Linked DNA regions of Homo sapiens: region 2 is linked to region 1. The links are chromatin contacts, found by Hi-C or POLR2A ChIA-PET in ENCODE. All regions are on one chromosome and are shown on one strand. The core of a region is the stretch at or near the end of the contact, and the rest is flanking DNA. Distances in the headings are between cores, read along the strand shown. Region 1 holds the start of H4C1 (H4 clustered histone 1). Region 2 holds the start of PPP1R11 (protein phosphatase 1 regulatory inhibitor subunit 11).

Evidence for each region. Hi-C counts contacts between places; a loop is a spot of excess contacts on that map. ChIA-PET counts read pairs that join two places held with the same protein, here RNA polymerase II (POLR2A). Pooled maps may share reads with other maps.
Region 2: a map of chondrocyte shows a loop between it and region 1 (8-fold over the local background). The contact joins the promoter of PPP1R11 here to the promoter of H4C1 in region 1. A Hi-C loop is called at or near these places in 1 of 168 maps with a recorded cell type or tissue (chondrocyte) and 6 of 50 pooled maps. POLR2A ChIA-PET finds 5 or more read pairs at or near these places in 2 of 52 experiments (IMR-90 and activated T-cell).

The regions. Positions count from the first base shown.
Region 1 is chr6:26,020,340-26,022,965 of GRCh38, reverse strand. It overlaps H4C1 (H4 clustered histone 1), which reads right to left and starts at 1,317. Exons shown (of 1, transcript NM_003538.4): 1 at 916-1,317. The coding sequence starts at 1,287. The coding sequence ends at 976. H3C1 (H3 clustered histone 1) reads right to left here and starts at 2,515. Exons shown (of 1, transcript NM_003529.3): 1 at 2,008-2,515. The coding sequence starts at 2,476. The coding sequence ends at 2,066. RefSeq lists enhancers at 723-952, 1,103-1,332, 554-1,369, 1,673-1,722, 1,753-1,852 and 2 more.
Region 2 is chr6:30,065,915-30,068,540 of GRCh38, reverse strand. It overlaps PPP1R11 (protein phosphatase 1 regulatory inhibitor subunit 11), which reads right to left and starts at 1,343. Exons shown (of 3, transcript NM_021959.3): 1 at 1,062-1,343. The coding sequence starts at 1,130.

The DNA.
Region 1 (2,626 bases), core at 68-2,567:
GACAAACCCCAGGCTTCCAGGTTTAGCACAGGTGGCCCTTCACAGACCAACATTGCCTATGCTACCAACCTCATGTCCTACCACCCTGCTTGCATCATTTCTCTCTCTGCATATATAAAAATATATGTGTATGTATATAATCAGCTTTATTGATATTTAATGTACCACAAAATTTGCCCACTTTAGGTACAGTTCAATGAATTTTACCGTGTTTTCTTAGTTGTACAACCATCATCACAATTTAATTTCGGAATATTTCTATCACCCAAATTTCCATTTCTGCGTAAAGGGGGAAAAAAAAAGGTTAACTGCTGAAGGCCGCGGTAACACTGAAAAAGGTGCCTTTTCTCTCTAAAACAGATTTTAATCTCCCCTGAATTTAGTGTCCTGGGTATTCCAGGAGTCTGAATAGGGTTTCAATTTTCAGGGTCTTTTTAATAGAGTAAAACTGTATTGGTGGCGATAAATTTAGTATTGCTCTCAGTACATGATTGAGGGATACTTAAATGTCTCTGTGATTTTATTTCATAATCGCTAAAAGATGGTTTTTTTTTTTCCTAAAACAGGGTTTTTGTTTTTTCTCAATAAGCTTCTTAGCTTCCCCTCCGGCTCCCTGGCTTGCCTCAGGAAATATTAGCTCATCAGTTCTGATTGGTTGACAGCTACGAATGGCCCTCATTGATTGGGCAGCGCTTCTTTGTCCCTTGGAAACTAATACAAATTTTTAACACTACTTTTTTTCCACTCTTTCTTCAGAGTTGGAATATCGTTGCTCCCCTACCCATATGTAGTGAGTGGAGGGCAAACTTGGAGTTCCCCTAATCTTTCCTTTTTAGGATGTCAGCTCAGTATCATTCATCTTAATTACACATTGAGCTTCTTGACTTAATGGATACAGCTCTTCTTTTGTTTAGTTGGGCGGCCCTGAAAAGGGCCTTTGGTTCAGAAATGCAAGCTGTGGAGAAATCAGCAACCTTAACCGCCAAAGCCATAAAGGGTGCGTCCCTGGCGCTTAAGCGCGTAGACCACGTCCATGGCAGTGACTGTCTTGCGCTTGGCGTGCTCCGTATAGGTGACAGCGTCACGGATCACGTTCTCCAAAAACACCTTGAGCACCCCGCGAGTCTCCTCGTAGATCAGACCAGAGATCCGCTTCACACCGCCACGCCGGGCCAGACGCCGGATGGCCGGCTTGGTGATGCCCTGGATGTTGTCACGCAACACCTTGCGGTGGCGCTTGGCACCCCCCTTACCCAAACCCTTCCCGCCCTTACCACGTCCAGACATGACTTCCCAAGAAGTGAACCAAGAGCAAGTGAGAGAATAGGAAACCGATCTTTATATATCTACGTTACCCCTGCCCCCACCTCCAGCGGACACTGAGACTGAAAAGCGCGCAGGCGGGAAATGTGACGCCTACAGTCCGCTCCTTTAACCCCTCCTCCAAGCCCCAGGAAATGGCGGGAGCAGCGATTGGGGGAGGGTGGGGAGATGAGGGTGGGACCAAGCAGGCTTGACCAATGGCCTTTATTTTCTTAACAGAGCTACAGGCTTTGAGGAACTGGGTTAAGAATTAAATGTAAACCCATTCTGACTCCAGAATTATTTTAAGTCGAACTTTTTTTTTAACCGAATCTCTCTGTCGCCCAGACTGGAGTACATTAGAGCCATCTCGATTCACTGAAACCTCTGCCTCTCAGGTTCAAGTGTTTCTCCTGCCTCAGCCTTCAGAGTGTAGCTGGGATTACAAGCGCTCGCCGTCGCGCCCGGCGTGTTTTTGTATTTTTCGTAGAGACGGGATTCGGCCATGTTGGCCAGGCTGATCCCGAACTCCTGATTTCTGGTAATCCGCCCGCCTCAGCCTCTCAAAGTGCTTGAATTACAGGCGTGAGTCACCGCGACCGGCCGAAATCGATTGGTTTTGAAGCCTTCAGTAGCATTAAAACGAAAAGTGCTCCCAATGCATTCCCTTTTGTCTTAAATTGGTTTCTTACAGCTACTTTACTTGAAAAGGTGGTGGCTCTGAAAAGAGCCTTTGCTTGGACCGTCAGAGAGACCACAGTAATCACGCCCTCTCTCCGCGGATGCGGCGGGCGAGCTGGATGTCCTTGGGCATGATAGTGACGCGCTTGGCGTGGATGGCGCACAGGTTAGTGTCCTCAAATAGCCCTACCAAGTAGGCCTCGCACGCCTCCTGCAGAGCCATCACAGCGGAGCTCTGGAAACGCAGGTCTGTTTTAAAGTCCTGCGCAATCTCGCGCACCAGGCGCTGGAAAGGTAGTTTACGAATAAGCAGTTCAGTGGACTTCTGATAACGGCGGATCTCGCGCAGAGCCACGGTGCCCGGCCGGTAGCGGTGGGGCTTTTTCACGCCGCCGGTGGCCGGAGCGCTTTTGCGGGCTGCCTTAGTGGCCAACTGTTTGCGTGGCGCCTTGCCACCAGTAGACTTCCGAGCAGTTTGCTTAGTGCGAGCCATGACGGAAAAACAGCACAGCGGAACACCCAACACTAGCGCAAATACGCCCATGAGCTGCTCTATTTATAGTGTGTAAAGTGCAGTGATTGGATGATAGAAGACGCTAAATATGACGTTACACACTCTGATTGGTCTATCTTTAAGCCAGCA
Region 2 (2,626 bases), core at 94-2,593, 4.0 Mb before region 1:
TTCCCACTCCCTCCCAGGGAACCTCCTCTCTTTTCTTCTTTAGCTCAATCAGTACCATAGGCATAGCACCAGAGGAGCTGACAGAAGATAAAACAGAACAGGTCTTTTACCTCAGATAGTCCCTTGAGGAATAAGTATTATTTCCTGTTCTTATACCACCAGTATAAGAGAAGACACAATTCCTAACCTAGGAAAGGTCCCAGCAACTCTTCAAAGGAAAATATAATCCTTGCTGTTTCTCCGTCTTCCTCCCCAAATCATCCTTGGTAGTATTAATACATGAAAATTATTTTTCAGTCCCCAGCACCTAATCTTTGATCTCCCTTCCTTTTTCCAGATCCCCTATTCTTTTTCTCTTAAAAAAACAAACAAAACCTCTCTCATTCTCAAGCTCCAGCCCTCCCTACCTCTTATCCACCTATTCTCTGGCATCCTGGCATCTCTAGTAGCAAGTATTACTAATCTATTAATTACTAAACTTCCTTTAATCCAAGAGTATTAAGCCCAATGCAACCTTCTCCCTTTGAAGGCAACTTAACATGTTTTTGGATAAATACTTCTTGTTTCTCCATTTACATCTTTGCTCTCTGATTTCTCAAAATACCTCTTTTCATCTCCTTTTCTTGTTTCCTCATTCCTGCCACTTCCTTTTACATTCATCCATTCAATAAATATTTATTCGAATATCAATATTGATAATATTGATAAGTTGGCCTCCAACCATGCTTTCTTACACTACCTTTGATTTCCTCCCAACATCTTCCTGGCTCCTTAATCCTCAATTTCCCTTTCGTTTATTACTTACACACATAACCACCCCAAGCAGCAACACCTATATCCTAACTGTACCTCCCTATTACAAGTTCCTTGACCTGCCTCCTGCACCATCTCTGCCACTCCAAATAGCTCCAATACCTTCCGATTCTCCCAGCCCTAGATATTCAACCCCACACCTCCCATATCCCTAGGCCTAGCTCCTCCAACAACTCTTCTAATCCCTGTCCCCTCCCTCCCAGTATCTCCCAGACCCCTAAACAGCACCGCCCCCCCGCCTTTCTCACGGGCTCGGTTGTCACGGTAACCGTTGTCTCAGTGACGGTCTCGCTCAGCCCAGCCCCTGCCTCGGCCATGGCTAAGGCTCAGGACAGGGAGGAGAGGAGGAAGGGGGATGAGACACCCTTCCCTTTTTCTGTCGCTGAGGTCTAAGAGAAGCGGTATCGGATTCAGAGTGGTAGCCAGGATCCTCCACCTTCTTTATTCCCCCTCCTCCTGGGCCTCCGCTTCTCCACCCCTGGGGATAACCTGGCTAACCCCACTTCCGGCTCGCCGCTTCCGGGTGTGACGCATACTGCAGTCCCCCTTTTTCCCTTCCACGGCACCAAATGCGTCAAAGCGCAGGCGTCGCTGGATTAGTTCCGCCGTAACGTGACAGCGCGCAGGCGCTGAAAGAAAGAGAAACAAATTTGGCGGAAGGGGTGTCACTGCGGGTGTGGGTGGAGGAGGGAGAGTCTGGGGCAGCACGCGTACTCACAGCCTAGAGGAAGCAGGAGGGGCGCCCAGATGGGTATTGCCGGGCCAGACGCTGCAGAGTGGGTGTGGCGAGGGCGGAGTTGTGTGCACCAAGCTGAGTCCTGCTGCAGATTTCCGTTTGCCTTGTCTGGGTAGGTGGACCGGCGAGGAAGCTTAAGGAGCAATAGTAATGACCCTACCGTGGCCTATTTCCCTTTCCTTGTTTGGTCTGGGTTTCTCTAAAGAAAACGGGAAGTGGGAGCAGTTGGAAACACACTTAAGAGTCAAGCGATGTGGTTCTACCCCTCGCCCTGTGCCTGTAGGTGTTTGAGCAGTTCAGTTTAGTGCACGTTCAACGTCAGTTTTTTTCAGTCACTGTGCTACGCCTTGAAGATGGAGGCGCGTAAGACGCTCAGACCCTGCCTTTTAGCTCTAGTAGGAAAGACAGGCATGCTGAAAACTAACAAAAATATGAAACACTGGGGCATTAACAAATGCCATGTCTGATTTGTAAATCTGAATGTAGTTACATACTGCCAACATATTCGTTCTCTCTGGGGTGATGAGTAGGATGAAGCAGAGAAATGGTCGTAAATTACAGTATAGGCTATTTTATAAAAATATATGCACGTTTCTTAGAGAGCAAAAGAAAGTGGTAAAACAAGAACCAGGAAGGCCGACAAGTAGGTTTTTTTAGAAGAGCAGCTTAAAAAGTTGTAGATGTGTGCACTACAGGAAATGGAGTTTTGTACCGCTTGGATCTGAGGGAGTGCCAGATGAAGCTTGACAGGTAGGCAGTGGTTATATGGAAGAACCTGTATGCTTTGCTAAGAAATTAAGCTTAATCCAATCACTGTTATGGGCCAGAGAAAGGCTTAAAGTAGGGTAGAAACATGAACAGGTTTGTTTCAGATTTCAGGAGTGGGTCAGGAAAGTCAACTGCCAGAACAGTTCAAACGTACAGTGGGGAAGACTGCCCTGCCCATTCTCCAGGTTGCTGTGGGGGTCAAACAAGATAGCTATGTTTGAGAGCTCTGAATATATATAAAGGGCCACACAATTATATGATAATTATTACAGTAACCCCTTGATCACTATTTGAGCCAAGGAATGCGGG